Linked DNA regions of Homo sapiens: region 1 is linked to region 2. A link is a loop called in an ENCODE intact Hi-C map of the cell type or tissue named here. Cell type or tissue: dorsolateral prefrontal cortex. All regions are shown on one strand. Links, peaks and the distances in the headings refer to the core of each region. The heading gives the core; the rest is flanking DNA. Region 1 overlaps LOC107987435 (a long non-coding RNA gene). Region 2 overlaps PRH1-TAS2R14 (PRH1-TAS2R14 readthrough).

Evidence for each region. Hi-C counts contacts between places; a loop is a spot of excess contacts. Peaks named below come from ENCODE experiments on the same cell type or tissue, not always from the same donor. Only the 100,000 strongest peaks of a DNase experiment are listed, where the experiment ranks them.
Region 1: a loop joins it to region 2, with 11 times the contacts of the local background. A loop is called at or near these places in 18 of 110 quality-filtered maps.

What each region holds. Positions count from the first base shown.
Region 1 is chr12:11,196,459-11,205,002 of GRCh38, reverse strand. All of the region lies in intron 1 of LOC107987435 (a long non-coding RNA gene), which reads right to left. It also overlaps the pseudogene LOC100420583. Among named protein-coding and RNA genes, the nearest start is that of TAS2R42, 14 kb to the right of the region's middle. In dorsolateral prefrontal cortex, for the core only: a CTCF peak has its summit at 5,198 (motif pointing right); no DNase peak of the experiment used is centred there.
Region 2 is chr12:10,955,819-10,964,362 of GRCh38, reverse strand. The region is part of intron 4 of PRH1-TAS2R14 (PRH1-TAS2R14 readthrough); the gene reads left to right. The region is part of intron 4 of PRH1-PRR4 (PRH1-PRR4 readthrough); the gene reads left to right. It also overlaps a transcript of PRH1 not described here. Among named protein-coding and RNA genes, the nearest start is that of TAS2R14, 21 kb to the right of the region's middle. In dorsolateral prefrontal cortex, for the core only: a CTCF peak has its summit at 4,390 (motif pointing left); no DNase peak of the experiment used is centred there; H3K27ac peaks cover 544 bases.

The DNA of each region.
Region 1 (8,544 bases), core at 3,753-6,252, 240 kb before region 2:
GTGTACTCTCCCAATCCTCAATCCCTTAAATTCCATTCCCACCCACTTCCTGTAGGTAACCAATCTTATTAATATCTATTTTAGCTCTCCTGTATTTCTTTTTCCTTTCTTTTCCTTTTTTCTTTTTTTGACAGAATCTTACTCTGTTGCCCAGGCTGGAATGTGGTGGTATACTCTTGGCTCACTGCAACCTCTGCTTCCTGGGTTGAAGTGATTCTTCTGCCTCAGACTCCTGAGTAGCTGGGACTACAGGCACACAGCATCACACCTGGCTAATTTTTGTATTTTTAGTAGAGATGGGGTTTTACCATATTGGCCAGGCTGATCTAGATCTCCTGACCTTGTGATCTGCCAGCCTTGGCCTCCCAAAGTGCTGGAATTACAGGAGTGAGCTACCATGCCTGACCAGCTCTCATGTATTTCTTTATGCAAAAATAAGCATATTTATGGATATATTCTTATGTCCCTTCTTTTTTTTTTTTTTTACAAAAATGGTGGCGTATATGCATTTCCCCTTTGCTTTTTCTACTTTACAATGTACCCTAGAGAACGTTCCACATCAGTTCATAGAGATCATCCTCATTCTTTTTTATAGCTGCTTAGTACTTCCTTACGTAGACATACCATAGTTAATTTAACCACTCTCCTATGTATGGGCAATTAGGTTGTTTCCAATATTTTGTGAGTACAAACAATGCTGTAATGAGTAAGTTTGTCCATGCTTATTTCTTTGTTAGTGGTACATGTTTAGAATAAATTCCTAGATGAAGAAATGCTGGATCAAAAATAAACACACATGCAGTTTTGTTAAATATTACTCATTTTCCTTCTGTTAAATAAAATGTATGGTAGGTCATTGTTTTGGGTTGAATTCCTGCACTAGCCCCCAACAGGACAAACCAAAATGGAGTCACTCTTGACAAGAGCCATGTAGTCAAACTGAAACTTTAAAAAACAGGAAAATCTCCCATCAGGCCAAATTTTCCAAAAAAAAAAAATCCCCAAAAAAACAAAAAACAGGAGATTCACAGTAACCAGTTAAAAAGGTCCCAGTAAACCTAGGCTGGCATGATATGAAAGTACCCCTTGTTTTAACCCTTTCAAGGAAAGTAACCCTAAGTTAACCAATCCACTTTGTTGTATTATGCTATTTCCTTGTTTCTGCTCAAACTCCCTTACACATATTAATCGTTCTGCTATGCCCATGGAGCATTTTTCTGTTTTATAGATGGAATGCAGCCCAATTCATAATTGATAATAAAAGCCAATTAAATCTTTGAAATCAGTTTGTTGAAATTTTGTTTTTTAACATCTCTAAAAGCATTATACTGATTTGCAAACACCAGCAATGAATGTTTTTATTTCTTATTTCACTAACAAAATAGGTTGACAAGCTTTTAGAACTTTTTGCCAACGTGACAAATGAGGCACAGTTTTAATTTGCTTTTCTCTTATAAGTGAATTCAAATGTCTTTTTATATGGTTAAGGGCCATCTAGCCTGTTTATAATGACCTAGAAGAATAATATCTTCTTTGTCCTCCACAGAGGAAGATTCTCAGTGCCTATCCATAAAGTTTTGGTTTTTCACATGCCACTTTCATCTCTATTTATTAATTGGCACTTAGCCTACTTAATGGGTTGAGGTAAACATTTGCTGGGGCTTTTTGGAAACAGAAGCATGAGACTTTGGCAAAGATCCTGAAATCATTCATTCTGAAAAACCATCATATTAAAATGAAAATTTTGTCATGGTTTCCAACTTAATGCACAAAGTTATTGTTGTATTTTGTTACTGGGATGCCTAATGTGTTGATTAAGAAATGTCAATCTTACTGGACCAGCTACATCAGAATAAAGATTGGGGGTATCTTAAACAAAATAAAATTCTTAAGCCCTAACTGTAGAGATTCTGATTTATGAGATCATAGTTTAGACCCTATAATCTGTATTTTTAGCAAGTTCCTCAGTGATTCAACCAGTAGCAATGTTTGGATGTTTGGAAATCATTGCAACACTTGGAGGTAAACTACTTAGCAATTAGCAAATGGAATCAGTGATTCTGCCTAGTTATATCCCAAAGAGATGAACTTATGTAATCCAGAATTCTATATGATATTATGATATGATATTTCCTCCTTTTATATCCCCTGGCAACCACCATTCTACTTTCTGTCTCTACAAATTTGACTATTGTAAGTGCCTCATATAAGTGGCATCATATTTGTGCCTGGCTTATTTCTCTTAGTGTAATGTCCTCAAGGTCCATCTGTGTTGTAGCATGTGTCAGAATGTTCTTCCTTTTTAAGACTGGGTATATTCCATTCCATGTTTATACCACATTTTGTGTATATATTCATTTGTCAATGGACACTTGGGTTGTTTCTGCCTTTTGGTATTGTGAATAATGCTGCTATGAACATGGGTGTGCAAATATCTAAGTCCTTGTTTTCATTTCTTTTGAGTATATATCTAGAAGTAGAATTACTAGATTGTATGGGAATTCTGTGTTTCAGTTTTGGAGAACCCATCACACCATTTTCCACAACAGCTGCACCATTTGCTGTTTACATTCCCACAAACAATGTACAAAGGTTCCAATTTGTCTCCATGCTTGCCAATACTCCTTCCTTCCTTCTTTCCTTCCTTCCTTCCTTCCTTCCTTCCTTCCTTCCTTCCTTCCTTCCTTCCTTCCCTCTTTCCTTCTGTTGCAGTTTTTCTGCTCCTTAGCTTAGCTAGGTCCAAGTTCTTGTCTCACAACCAGGAAGTAGGCACACAGACACTGGAGAGTGAGTGAAGTAGAAATTATTAAGCAAAAGGAAAGCTCTCAGCAAAGAGGGGATGCTGGGGTGGGGGTTCCCCTACCCGATGGTGGGAAGTCCCCCACGTGGCTGGGTCCAGGGCTTTTTATGGATTCAGAATGGGGAGTGCACGCTGATTGGTTTGTGAGTATGCCAAAATGGTTAAAGCAAGGACACCACTCATAAGTGGGCACAACAGTGTAGAAAACCAATTAGGAAAGGGTAGGTGTATGTAAAACAGGTGAAAGGTGAGGATCAATCAGAGGAAAGTGAACCAAACAGGAAGACAAGTTATCAATCCCATCTGAAATTCAGCTTGTAGCTTGGCTTTCAGGCTTTAAACTGTCTTCTGCTTGGAGGTGGGGTTTCACTGGGTACCCACTCCTATCTGCCTAGGCATTTGGCTGCCTCCTGCCACTCTCACTTATTTCCCCTCTCTCCCTCCCTCCACCCTCCCTCCCTCCCTTCTTTCCTTCTTTCCTTCCTTCCTTCCTTCCTTTCCTTCCTTCTTTTCTCTCTTTTTTCTTTTCTTTTCTCTTCCCTTCTCTTCTTTTTCTTTTCTTTTTTTCTTTCTTTTGATAAAGCCATCCTAATGGGTATGAAGTGGTATCTTACCGTGGAGTTGCATTTCCTTAATGACTAGTGATGTTGAGCATCTTTTTATGTGTTTATTGGACATTTGTATATCTTCTTGGAGAGTGTCTTTGTTCTTTATGAAGATTATTTTGCCTACTTTGATTATTTTGTGTACCTTGAATGTCCATATAAATTTTAGTTGAGATTTTTCTATTTCTGCAAAAACGTTGTGGGATTTTGAATTTTTAGATTGCTTTAAGTAGTACTGACATTTTAACAATATTAAATCTTCCAGCCCATGAACACAGGACGTCTTTCCAGTAAATTTGTATTGTTTTAAGACAGTAAATATGTAGTAAGTTGTTTCAGCAGCAATAAAAAAACTAACACACTGATCAAATAAGTAAATCCATGTTCCATGTGTTCAGTAGTTTAACTGATTTTTTTAATCATGTAAAGATGAAAAGTGTAAATTATTCACCATTAATGTCTGTGACTTCCCACTCATCTCCCCTTACCATAAGCCCATCCTCCAGTCTTGCTGCTGGGAACTCTTCTGCTGTCATTTATGGAGAGAGCCCACGGATCTCCAGCTATCCTGGCTGGGCCTCAGAGCTGTGAGTGGGGCTACTCAAGGTCATACAGTCCCAACTGAGCCGGCCTAGAGGGGAAGGGCCCAGCCAGCCCACAGAATCAACTGTGAGAACGGTCATACATGCTTGTTGTTTTAAGCCACTGAGTTTTGATGTGGTTTGTTATGCTGTAACTGTTAATTGATACATTCTCTCTTCAAATAGGCTTTTTCCAACTGCCCTAAACAAAAAGTCCTCTGGCCTTTAGAATTAGTACGTCCAGGCATTCTGCTTTGTTTCCTTCAAAGCCCTTATACATATCTGAAAGTTTACTTTTACTTTATTTCTTTGGTTGTTTATTTTATGCATTCATCAAGGAGGATAGAAACTTCACCTTCACAGGGACCTGGTCTGACTTGTGTCTTGTGAGGCCACCAGCAACTGTAACAGATCCCAACACTTTGCTCAGTAAATATTTGTTTAAAAACAGCCTGAATTAATAATATGGCTCTGCCGCTTTTCAAATAGTGTTTATTTAATGAGATAAAACTAGGTTTATAATAAATTACATTTTAAAACCAATTTTCCTCATAATCAATGAAACTCACTCCTAGATCTTTTTTCAATATGTCCAAGCTATTGTTGATGTTCAAGATGCTTGTGATTTGTGCTTTTATTGTGGCTTTATAAATATATTTGCTGGAGTTTAAGAAAAACTGTATCAGAGGTTGCTTCTAAATTATAGGGTTTGTTGTTGTTGTTGTTGCTTTTTTTGTCTGTTTTGTTTTTGTTTTTCATTTTTTTGAGACAGAGTCTTGCTCTGTCACCCAGGCTGGAGCTCAGTGGTGCAACCTCAGCTCAATGCAACCTATGCCTCCTGGATTCAAGAGATTTTTGTGACTCAGCCTCCTGAGTAGCTGGGATTACAGGCATGTGTCAGCACACCCAGCTAATTTTTGTATTTTTTGTAGAGATGGGGTTTCTCCATGTTGGCCAGGCTGGTCTTGAACTCCTGGCCTCAAGTGCTCCTCCTGCTTCGGCCTCCCAAAGTGCTGGGATTACAGGCATGAGCCACCGTACCTGGCTCCAATTATAGTTTTAAACGAGAAATTGTCTTATGGCTTCTTAATACTTGAGGTAGTTTATCTTGTCACTTATTTAGCTTTATAGATTCATCCTTGGAAAGTTTAATTTTCCTAAAATCCTTTTCTGCAACTTAAAAATATTGTCAGTAGGTGGCACTCCTGACCCACAACTTGTTATTCTGAATTGCTACAAGAAGCGATTACCTATTGATTTTTGTTCTCTGCAGTCCTCACAGAGCTTCACACCAGCTGGTCTCTCTGCAGACTCAGCCAAAAACAATCTGCTATGACAGCCTTCTTAGTTTTGTATACTGCTATCTTGTTTCTGAATCCAGCTCTCCAGACCTTGGGTTTGGAGAGTCACTGAGATTGGGACTATATGGATTTCAGTCAGAGGGAAGATCCCTCCAAGGCCCTGAGGCTGGAGGGGCCCTGAATGCTTGGGAAACAGCATGGAGTGCAGTGGGGCAGGGGAGGGGTGGGTGAAGGGGAGAGTGCTTGGTGAGGAGGTCAGATGGGGGCTGAGGTAGAGGGTGGTGGACAGATCATGCTGGATCTTGCAAACAGCAATGAGAGCTTTGGATTTCACTCTGAGTGATACAAGGAACCACTTGGAGGGTTTTGGGCAGGGTGCTGACATGATATGACCTGCATATGAATGGGACCACTCTGTAGGGGCTAGCTCAGCAGCAGGAGGCCAGTAGGGAAGCTTCTACAATAATCTAGGTGAGACATGATGGTGGCTTGGGCCGCCACTATCCCAGCTGGTGATGGCAGTGATGATGGGGGCAGATTTCTCCTTTTGGTGCTGTTCTTGTGATAGAGTTCTCATGAGATCTGGTTGTTTAAAAGTGTGTGGCATCTTCCCCTTCTTTCTCTTCCTCCTGCTCTGGATATGTAAGATGTGCCTGCTGCCCCTTTGCCTTCTGCCATGACTGTAAGTTTCCTGAGGCCTCCCCAGCCATGCTTCCTGTACAGTCTGAGGAACCATAAGGCAATTTAACCTCTTTTCTTTATAAATTATTCAGTCTCAGGAATTTCTTTATAGCAGTGTGAGAGTGGATGAATACAGCATGCCACCATGTCTGGCTAATTTTTAAAATTTGTTATAGATGGGTTCTCACTGTGTTGGCCAGGCTGGTCTTGGACTCCTGGCTCCAAGCAGTCCTCCTGCCTTGGCCTCCCAAAGCACTGGGATCACAGGCATGAGCAACTGCACTTAGTAACACTAGTTTTCTTGATCTTGTTGGATTGGCTTGGTTGGCAAAAATTATTTCCTTTCCCATTATATGATTAACTGTTATGTTTAATTTCCAAAGTTAATATAGTATTACATATTTGTTTTATCATTATGGTAATTTTAAGAGATACCTTTAAAGATTTCCTGGAATTCCATGCATATATATCCATTTCCTGAAACTCTGTATCTCAGTTCCCTTATGTGTAAGATGGAGACAATGATGATACCTATTACTAGGACTATTGTGAGGATTAAATGAAATAAGACATGTAGAGTGATTGAACAGTGTTTTGCTCACAGAGTTCAATAAACGTCAACTCTTGTTTGTATTTTTATTACTGTGAGAGATGTAATGTATCTGAAATTAGCTTAGATCATGCAATTATCTTACAGCAACAATCCTAATGACTACTCTATATACTGCTGTGGCCTTAATGTAGAATGAAAGGTAGAAACAAAATTTTAATAATATGGCAGGTATAAGGTAAATGGGGCATCAGATATTAGGGTGAATAGAGATAAAAGCTGTTTGTCTCAAGCACAAATGATAAAGAAGCATATTGCTTATAAAGGACTTAAAACTGTAATGCAATCAATGAAAAGTTAGTCTACTTTTTATTATTATGACAGATTTGCAAGTCAGTGATAGAATACTTCTCTTATTGAGAGAAGACGGTTCCTATCTCCTTCTCTTTTGTTATGCAACATGTACAGGGCATAGAAGACATCTTTTGCCACCTAAGTTTGCCTACAGCTATTATCGGATATGATCCTCTTTATATGAGACTTTAAACTGTGCCTAATACAGCACATGGTATGGCAGGGGTTCAGTCTATATTTAAAAATTGATGTCTTTTTTCTTGAACCCAGGTAAACATTGAAAAATATTTATCTGCATAACTCACTACATAATAAATATTACACTGCTCCAATTCATAAATCATTTCCAAAGGACTCTTAGTCTGTTGCATATTCCTTACTGATGGTGATAAAAATTATTCAGTTTATTCATTTATATTTCTAACATTAGAAGTTCGATGCATAGTCTTTGTATTAGACTACTGCTAAAGACTCAGTAAATCATCTTGAGACATCTACATCATTTGGAGATGGGGCATGCAAAATTTAGAAAACTACTTGTCTTCAATTTGCATCTTTAGTAAAGAGAAACATATTTTAGTCACAATCTAATGTGGAAATCACAATCTAAGGGCATATTGGAAGATCATATGTAGAACTTGGGTTGAAAACTATGTCGAATTTTAGGGACAGGAGTACTTCCTGATTGAGGATTCAGAGATAAGAGTGATGGGTAGGAGACATTTATGAATACCAAATAACAGATGTATGTATTAACTACAATAAACGATTGGTGAATCGATGTTTGATTATTCAGAACTTACATTGCAAATTCAAGTGGGGCGTTCTTTCTGGAGCTATGACAAAGGCAGTGTAAAGTATCTCTACGACTGTAACCATGGTGGAATTCACAATAAGAATTTCAGGGACTGGCCGGGTGCAGTGGCTCATGCCTGTAATCCCAGCACTTTGGGAGGCTGAGGTGGGAGGAACACTTGAGGTCAGGAGTTTTCGCCAACATGGTGAAAACCCGTCTCTACTAAGAATACAAAAATTAGTGGGCATGGTGGCGCAGGCCTGTAATCCCTGCTATTTGGGACGCTGAGGCAGGAGAATCGTTTGAACCCAGGAGGCAGAGGTTGCTGTGAGCTGAGATTGTGCCACTGCACTCCAGACTAGGTGATAGAGTGAGACTCTGTCTCAAATAAAGAAAAAAAATATTCATGGACTGGATGGATTTAATTGGCAAACTTAATTGACTGGGCTGAGAACCAGATTTGTTTGATGGATTTCATCCTCTCAAGCTTGGCCATATGCAGAACACTTTTGCTCGGGTGTTGCTATTAGATGTACTTATAATGACTATCCAAATATAGATGCCGTTAATCATAACCTAATTAAAATTATAACAATATTTGACATTCTCAGATTAGTTTCAAAGCAGTTAGGTATCTGGTTAGCCTCATATCTCAGTATTTTTTATTTGCTTAAAGTAGCACTTTTCCACCATGCAATTTTCCTCTGGCTGAAGTGGAGGATTAGCAGGGCTGTTTTTACATTCTTAATGATCTTCTTGTTTTTCTACATATCCATCATTTCAATGATTAAGATCAAATTATTTCTGGATCAATGTTGATATAAAATATAACAGAAACTCCTATTGGAAGGTCGGTGTGAATGAAGCCCACCTTCC
Region 2 (8,544 bases), core at 3,256-5,755:
CATTTTATACTTTCCACTGGTTTTTCTGTATTGTATGTTTTTGAGTAATTTCCAAAAGTATATCTAGAAAAGTCTTTTACCTAAAGTTAGTCTAAAAAGTATCTATATATGCATGTGTATGTGTATATGAAACACTTAAGAGAGAGTGGCAATAACATAATCATTTTTTACAAACTGCCAAATTATAGAAAATATTGTAAGAAATTTTTCAGAATCATGAAGCCATGTGTATTCACAATACAGTTCATATTATCATGTTTCATTTGAAAAATTTATGATCTCTATTTATAATTGTTAAGAACTTACAGCTTATTTCACAAAATCATTGCTCTTTTCCACTGTTATTTGTACCATACGTATGTACCATAGTGTGCTTAAACGTGATTATTTGAACGTCTAGTTTTTTGGATGGTATGCGCATTCTAATCTAAATCAATAATGAAGTTTTATCTTTGGGGTAGTTTTTGTTGCATAATGAATTCTAATTTTATGTTTAATTTAAAGCAAACAATTATTGTTAGAAAACTATGCACAAAATAAAATTCAAGGATGAAAAATATATTTGGAATACATTTTGTATATGTCTACCATCATCAGTACTGAGGAATATTAGATTTTATACAAATATGTGAACAACTGAGAAAAAAGTCATATCTGTAATAGGGATGAAGAAAGAAACACAATGCTGACCTCTTAACTGCTGTCATAAGTCTCCATATACAGGTAGAAAAGTCATTTCTTCCAGTTTTTGAGGTAAAGAAAACCTTTTTTGAAATTGAGATCGGATACCAAATATTTCCGTTTCTTTCCTAAACTGCTTCAGAGCCCCTAAATTGCCGATTCTCTCCACTATCTTCCACATTTAAAAATCTTTTTAAAAATCACATAAATGAACTCAAATCTTTATTACTTGAAAAAATACTCCATGTAAAAATAGTATAGAAATTATGAAAATCATTTGAATTATACTTTCTGCAAATTCTAAAATGACGTCTATGACATCTATGTATTGATGATAGGAAATGACTTAAATATATGTTTTATTATAATCTAGTTGCAAATAATGCAGTGAGAGAAAGTGTGTTGACATATTCAGTGATAGCAAGTTCTATTATAGGAAAAAATGTATAACGTCATTAAACAAGTAAATTCTACAGACTGTATCAATTCTCGGAGTTATGAAATTTTAACAATGTTATCTAAACCTTGAGATAAATCATTTGATTTAGTTATTTGTTTGTTTATTATATATCTTTCCTGGTACAACGTAAGCACCATAAAAGCAGAGACCCTGGTCGGGGTCGGTGGCTCACGCCTATAATCCCAGCACTTTGAGAGGCCGAGGTGGGCGGATCACGAGGTCAGGAGATCAAGACCGTCCTGGCTAACGCTGTGAAACCCGGTCTCTGCTAAAAATACAAAAAAATTAGCAGGGCGTGGTGGCGGGAGCCTGTAGTCCCAGCTACTCGGGAGGCTGAGGCAGGAGAATGGCATGAACCCAGGAGGCGGAGCTTGCAGTGAGCCGAGATCGCGCCACTGCACTCCAGCCTGGGCGACAGAGCGAGACTCCGTCTCAAAAAACAACAACAACAAAAAACAGAGATCCTGCAGACCTTGCTTATTGTTGACTGCCAGGACCTAAAAGATCACATAAAAAATAGATAGCCAAAAATATTTTGAAGAACAAATGAGTTAGTGAATAGAGTAATAAATTACATGTCTTGGGGTGGTGAACCAGTGAAAATGAAGCATCACAAAATCTACAGTTGCATGAATTTGCCTATTCTGGTTTCTGGTTGAGATGACAGAATTATCTAAGAAGAAGCATTTTTCAGAGTAAAAGTGTGGTTATTCCATACTTGCAGGGGAAATATCGCTATATATAGCCTTGATGCAGCTATATCAGACTAAAAACATGGAGATAAGGTGGAACATCAAAATCACATGGCACCCACTACAATACCTTCAAAACAGCATATAAAAGACTTTTGGATATTTGTATATATTTTCTCGATTGTGAATGATATATTTGTATTCTGATATTTCTAGCTGGTTATTATGTAAAAAATGCATTTCAATTTTAAAAATTGAGTTAGTTATGAATTACCTTACTAAAATGTGATTTTTATATAATATTTTTAATATCCTTTCTAAATGAACATTTTAATTGCCATATTATAAAATCACAGAAAAGTGAGTGAAAAATAAATTATACCACTGAATGAATATCTTAGCTTTGGAGGTCTAGAACTAGAGCCAGTGTCTGATATTAAAGTGATAACATTTCTTTGGAAGGTAAGTCCAGGGCAGCAATGGCAGGGACGCGTGGAAATTGAGGCAAGAGCACGTGGAAAGTGAGGCAAGAGCAGATGTGAAAGAACGTGTTGGGATGTATTGTAACAATGTGTTGTGTGTATGTGACTCTGTTGTGGCAACTTCATTATAAGGTGAGAGAGACAGCATGGTGGTCATCAGATGCATGCACTTGGACCCCAGTACTTTTCCGGAAAGGCTACAAGGGGAATACCACAGCCAGCATTAGTCCATGGAAGCGAGAGAGGAGGGAGAATGTATCTGTTCAGCTGTCTTCTGTCTTCCATTTTCCATTGGCCAGGGTTTCCCTGAGGCGGAACTACCATCTCTGCTGTTCTGCTTTCCATCATCCAGTCCGTTGGTGGCTGTTATGAAAGACAGACCTCAGGCCCACAGTGTGGTGTTCCATTCAAGGAAGGATGGTAGGATGATCTGGATCAGGCAAGGTGCTGGCCTAGAGAATAAGTGACAGTTAAGGGAATCTGAGGAAGCACATGTTTAAGTCCAATACTGTCTACTCCTTGTACCACTCAGATTTGCTCATGTCTTCCAATCATGGCTGGCTTTATGGGCATATGATTTCCACTGTTGCACAGGGTCTTGTGCTTAGAGGCGCTCATGCTTAGAGGGGCAATCATTAGTCTTCCTGTTGCATGCTGTATTAGCAGCAATGAACCTGGTTTATTTGGGGGATGCTGCCATCTTCTGATTTTATCATTGTTCGCTGGGCACCTCTTCTCAATCTCCTTTGCTGGTTCTTTCTCTTGTCTCTAATCTTCTGCAACTGCTGTTTTGTTTTTGAGACAGAGGGCACTCCTCTGCTGAAGAGGGAATGGTCTTGCACTAATTCCCTAGGAGTTTTCTCTCCCCTCTCCTGTGGATTTGTCAGAGACTTGGACAGAGTCCTGTAATGCCCACTATGCATGCCTCTAGCATGTTTGAATTCTGCTGGATCATCTGGCACAACGGGCAGAGCAGCTTAGGCCAGACCCTATAGCTGTTATGGAACCCTTTTTTGTTCTGGTTTCCACTTGAGACCAATGGCCTTTGGAAACTCCATTAGTGAGTCAGAGCAATATCCTCAAATGAGGAATATGTTGACTCCAAAATCCCAATAGGCCCAAAAAACACTGTGCCTCTTTTTTAGTGAGAAGAATTATGTATCAGGAAACATGCCGTTTACTTTAAAAAGGATGTTTTGACACAAGGACCAGGAGCATGGACCTGTAAAAACACCATCTATGTTATAAGTTCCTGAATCTGCTGAGGTTTATGTCTCTCTTCTTCTGATATTTTACTTCTGTTCAAAGTAATACTATTTTACTATATTTAAGGAACTTGCCACTTCCTGCTTATGAATACCAATTAAAGTAATATTATTAATATATTGAGTTAGCATGATGTTTTGCAAAATGCCAATTAAACTGAAAACAGAAGTGACACAGCTCTGACATAAAACAGTGAAGCAGTGCTTTTGTTCTTACCCCAACAAACAAATTGTTTTGATTTTCTCTCACAAAGGGTGTAGATTTAAAAACATTCGCCAAATCAAAAGCCACATACAAAGTACCAGAAACCACGTTCTGCTCAGTGAAGGTACCACATCCTAGAGAGCATCTGCAAGTGCGATTTAAGTTTATGCTAATGTGCATTCATCTGATAATCCATCTGGTTTTGGCAGAGGCCAGATAGGTTAACTGAATAGGGATATAAAATGTACTACCACCCCCAGTGTTCATTATCAAGAGGACTTAAGCTTCCTTTCAGTCGTTTATCTCTGCTTCTGTGAATTGGCTCAGTCCTGAGAACTGGCTGAGGGTCTTTGATTTGTCATATCAGTGCCTGACCTCAGGACTCAGCTTTTTCAACTCTGTTTTCCTCTTGATTTATAGTTATTTAGCAAAGTATGAAGCCTCTTCAACTATTGGCCTATCAGCCCAATCCAATGAGGCTGTTGCTGTCACCACTTCATTAAATCTGACATTTGTTAAGATCACCAGTGAGTGCGTGTTGCCAATGGTTAGTCTTCATGTTGCATGCTCTATTAGCAACATTGGACATGGTTTACTGGGGGGATGCTGCCCTCTTCTGATTTTATTGTTGTTCACTGGGCACCTCTTCTCAATCTCCTTTGCTAGTTCTTTCTCTTGCCTCTAAACTGAAAATGTCACACTGCCGAAGGTCTCAATTCTTCAATCTTTAATCAATCAGACTTGTTTTGTTGGTGATCTCATGCAGTCTCCTTACTGATAATGTAGCCAAATGGTTCAATAGAGAGGAATAAGGCTGATTATTCATCTATATATTCATATATATCATTTTAATATAGCATTGCAGATATTGGCAGATTGATATGTGGGGAATTTTAATTATATGATGATCTATATATAATTAGATAATGATATAAGTGAAGAAATACATAGATAGAATTATGGTTTACTAACCCATTTTTGATTTCTTGCGTTTTGTACAATGTCTCAGTATCTGTTAGTATCTTATTTCTTAAGTTTTTTTCTCTATGATCAATTACTTATGAGTTAATTTTTGTGTACAGTATAAAATAAGGGTCTAAATTTACGTTTTTTTCCTTCTCTTTTAACTCCCACTTCTTAGGTAAGTTCATCTACTCATGGCCTTACTTATTTTCTGTGTGCTGATGATGCCAACATTTAATCTTTCAGCTGAGATCTCAACGCTGGTCTCCGAATCCTTTCTCTAATAGACTATTTGACATCTTCATTTGGATGCCTAACAGGAACTTGAACTAACATGTCCAAATCAAAATACTGCTCTTCCCCCAATTGTCAGATTTGTTTCTTCTACAGTCTTTCCCTCTTCTGCTAATGACCACTTCAGACTTTCAGATGCTTAGACTAAAAAAAAATGGAGTCAATATTTTCTCTCTTTCAGAACCTATCTTTAAGGCATCAGCAAATTTTGTTGACTCTACCCTCAAAAACCTACAGAATCCAATCCCTTGTCATCACTCTGCCATACTAGTCTAAACTGCTGCATATCTTGCCAGGATATTTGCCATGAGTTTCTAATTATTCTTTCTAGTTCTGCACATCCTTTTATCCTGATGTATTCTCAAGGTGGCAGCCAGAGAGAACCTGTAAAAACGCAAATTTGATCATGCCATTCTTCTCCTCCAGATTTTTCAGTGGCTTTCATCTAATTCAGAGTAAAGGCCAAATCCTTACGAAGTCTTATAATCATTTGAATGATCTGATTTTGTCTGCCTGTGTGCCCTAAAACACCTGGCTCATCCCATGCTAACAACACTGGCCTTTGTGTCACTTCTTGAATATGCCAAGCATTGCCTCAGGGACTTCATACTTGTGTCCCTTCTTCTTGGATTGCTCTTTCTCAGATATCAACACTGAACGTTATCACTCCTCAGATATCATTGAATCATTGAGGCCTCCAATACTACCTTATTTAAAGATAAATCTCATTTCACTTTGCAGTTTTTTTTTCTTTTTTTAGCTTTTATTTTAGATTCTGGGGTACATGTGCAGGTTTGTTATGTAACTAAATTGCATGTCTCAGGCACTTTGTGTACAGATTATTTTGTCACTCGGGTGGGAAGCAGAGTACCTGATAGGTATCTCTTTTATCTTCACTCTCCTCCTTCTCTCTGTTCACATAGACCGTGGTGTCTGTCGTTCCCTTCTTTGTGTCCATCTGTACTCAATGTTTAGCACCCACTTATAAGTGAGAACATGTGGTATTTGTTTTCTGTTTCCATGTTTATTGGCTTAGGATAATGGCCTCCAGCTCCACCCATATTGCTACATCATCTTGTTTTTTTCTAATGACTGCATAGTATTCCATGGTGTGTATGTACCATATTTTCTTTATCCAGTCTACTATTTATGGGCAGTTAGGTTTATTCCATGTCTTTGCTATTATGAATAGTTCTGTCATGAATATTTTCATGCATGTGTCTTTATGGTAGAACAATTTATATTTCTCTGGATATATATCCAATAATGGAATTGCTGGTTTGAATGGTAATTCTGTGTTAAGTTCTTTGGAAAATTGCCATGCTGATTTCCACAATGGCTGGACTAATTTACCTCCCCACCAGCAGTGTGAAAGCATTCCCTTTCACCACAATCTTGCCAGAATCTGTTGTTTTTTGGGGGTTTTAGTAATAGCTATTCTGACTGGTATGAGATAGTATCTCATTGTGGTTTTGAATCACATTTCTTTAATGATTAGTTATATTGAGCATTTTTTCATATGTTTGTTGGCTGAGTGTATGTCTTCACTTGAAAATTGTTCATGTCCTTTATCAAATTTTTAATGGTGGTATTTGTTTTTTGCTTGTAAATGTAAATTCCTTATATGTTCCGGATATTACGCCTTTGTCATTTGCATAGTTTACGAAATATTTTCTCCCATTCTGCAGGTTGTCTGTTTACTCTGTTGATAGTTTCTTTTCTTGTGCAGAAGCTCTTCAGTTTAATGAGGTTCCACTTTTCAATTTTTGTTTCTGTTGCAATTGATTTTGGTGTCTTTGCCATGAAATCTTTGCCAGGTCCTATGCAGGAATGGTGTTTACTAGGTTATTTTTCCGTTTTTTAAAAAAATAGTTTTAGGTTTTACATTTTATTATTTAACCCAGCTTGCATTGAGTTTTGTGTATGTATAAGAAAGGTGTCCAGTTTCCATCTTCTGCACATGGCTATCCAGTTATCCCAGCACCATTTATAGAGCAGGGAGTCTCTCCTCATGGCTTGTTTTTGTTAACTTTGTTGAAGATTAGATGGTTGTAGGTGGGTGGCATTATTTCTCGGGTCTCTATTCTGTTCCCTTGGTCTACGTGCCTGTTTTTGTACCACTACCATGCTGTTTTAGTCTCTGTATCCTTGTAGTATGGTTCAGTCAGGTAATGTTATACTTCCTGCTTTGTTCTTTTTGTTTGGTATTGCCTTGGCTATTTGGGCTTTTTTTTTTTCATTCCCAGTGAATTTTAAAATAGTTTGTTTCTAATTTTGTGAAGAATATCAATGATAATTTGACAGGAATAGCATTGAATCTATAAATTGGTTTGGGCAGTATGGGCATTTAAACAATATTGATTCTTCCCATCCATGCACCTGGAACGTTTTCCCGTTTGTCCATGTCTTATTGGATTTAATTGAACAGTCTCTTGTAATACTCTTTGTAGAGATATTTCACCTCCCTGGTCAGCTGTATTCCTATGTATTTTATTTTTTGGGACTATTGTGAAAGGGATTGCCTTCTTGATTTGTCTTTGCTTGAATTTTGTTGCTATAGGAATGCTACTAATTTTTGTACATTGATTTTGTATCCTGGGAATTTGCTGAGTTTGTTTATCAGACCAAGGAGATTTTGGCCAGAAACTGTGGGGATTTCTAGGTATAAAGTCACATTATCTGCGAACAGGGATAATTTGACTTCTTCTCTTCTATTGGGATGCCTTTTATTTATTTCTCTTCCTGATTGCTTTGACCAGGACTTCCAGTACTGTTGAATAAGAGTGGTGAGAGAGGACACCCTTGTCTTGTTCCTGTTTTCAAGGGGTAATGCTTCCAGTTTTGCCCATTTAGTATGATATTGGCTGTGGGTTTGTCATGGGTGGCTCTTATTATTGTGAAGTATATATCTTCAATGTCTAGTTTGTTGAGAGTTTTTAATATGAAGAGACATTGAATTTTATTGAAAGCCTTTTCTGCATCTATTGAGATAGTAATGTGGTTTTTGTTAGTTTCACTTATGTGATGAATCACATATATTGATTTACATGTGTTTAACCAAACTTGTATCCCAGTGATAAAGCCTGCTTGATTATGGTGGATTAGCTTTTTGATGTGCTGCTGGATTCAACTTGCTGGCATTTTGTGGAGTGTTTTTTTTAAATCTATGTTTATTGAGGTTGTTTTCTTTTATTGTTGTGTCTCTGCCTGGTTTTGGTATCAGGGTGATATTAGCCTTGTAGAATGAGTTAGCGTGGAGTTTCTTTTCCTCAGTTTTTTAGAGTAGGTTTAGTGTGAATAGTACCAGTTCTTTATACACATGGTGGAATTCTGCTGAGAATCTATCAGGTCCTAGGCTTTTTTTGTTTGTTTGTCTGGTAGGCTTTTTATTACTCTTTCAATTTGGAACTTGTTATTGGTTTGCTCAGGGATTCAATTTCTTACTGATTCAGTCTTGAAAGGTTGTACATATCCAGCAGTTTATCCATTTCTTCTAGGTTTT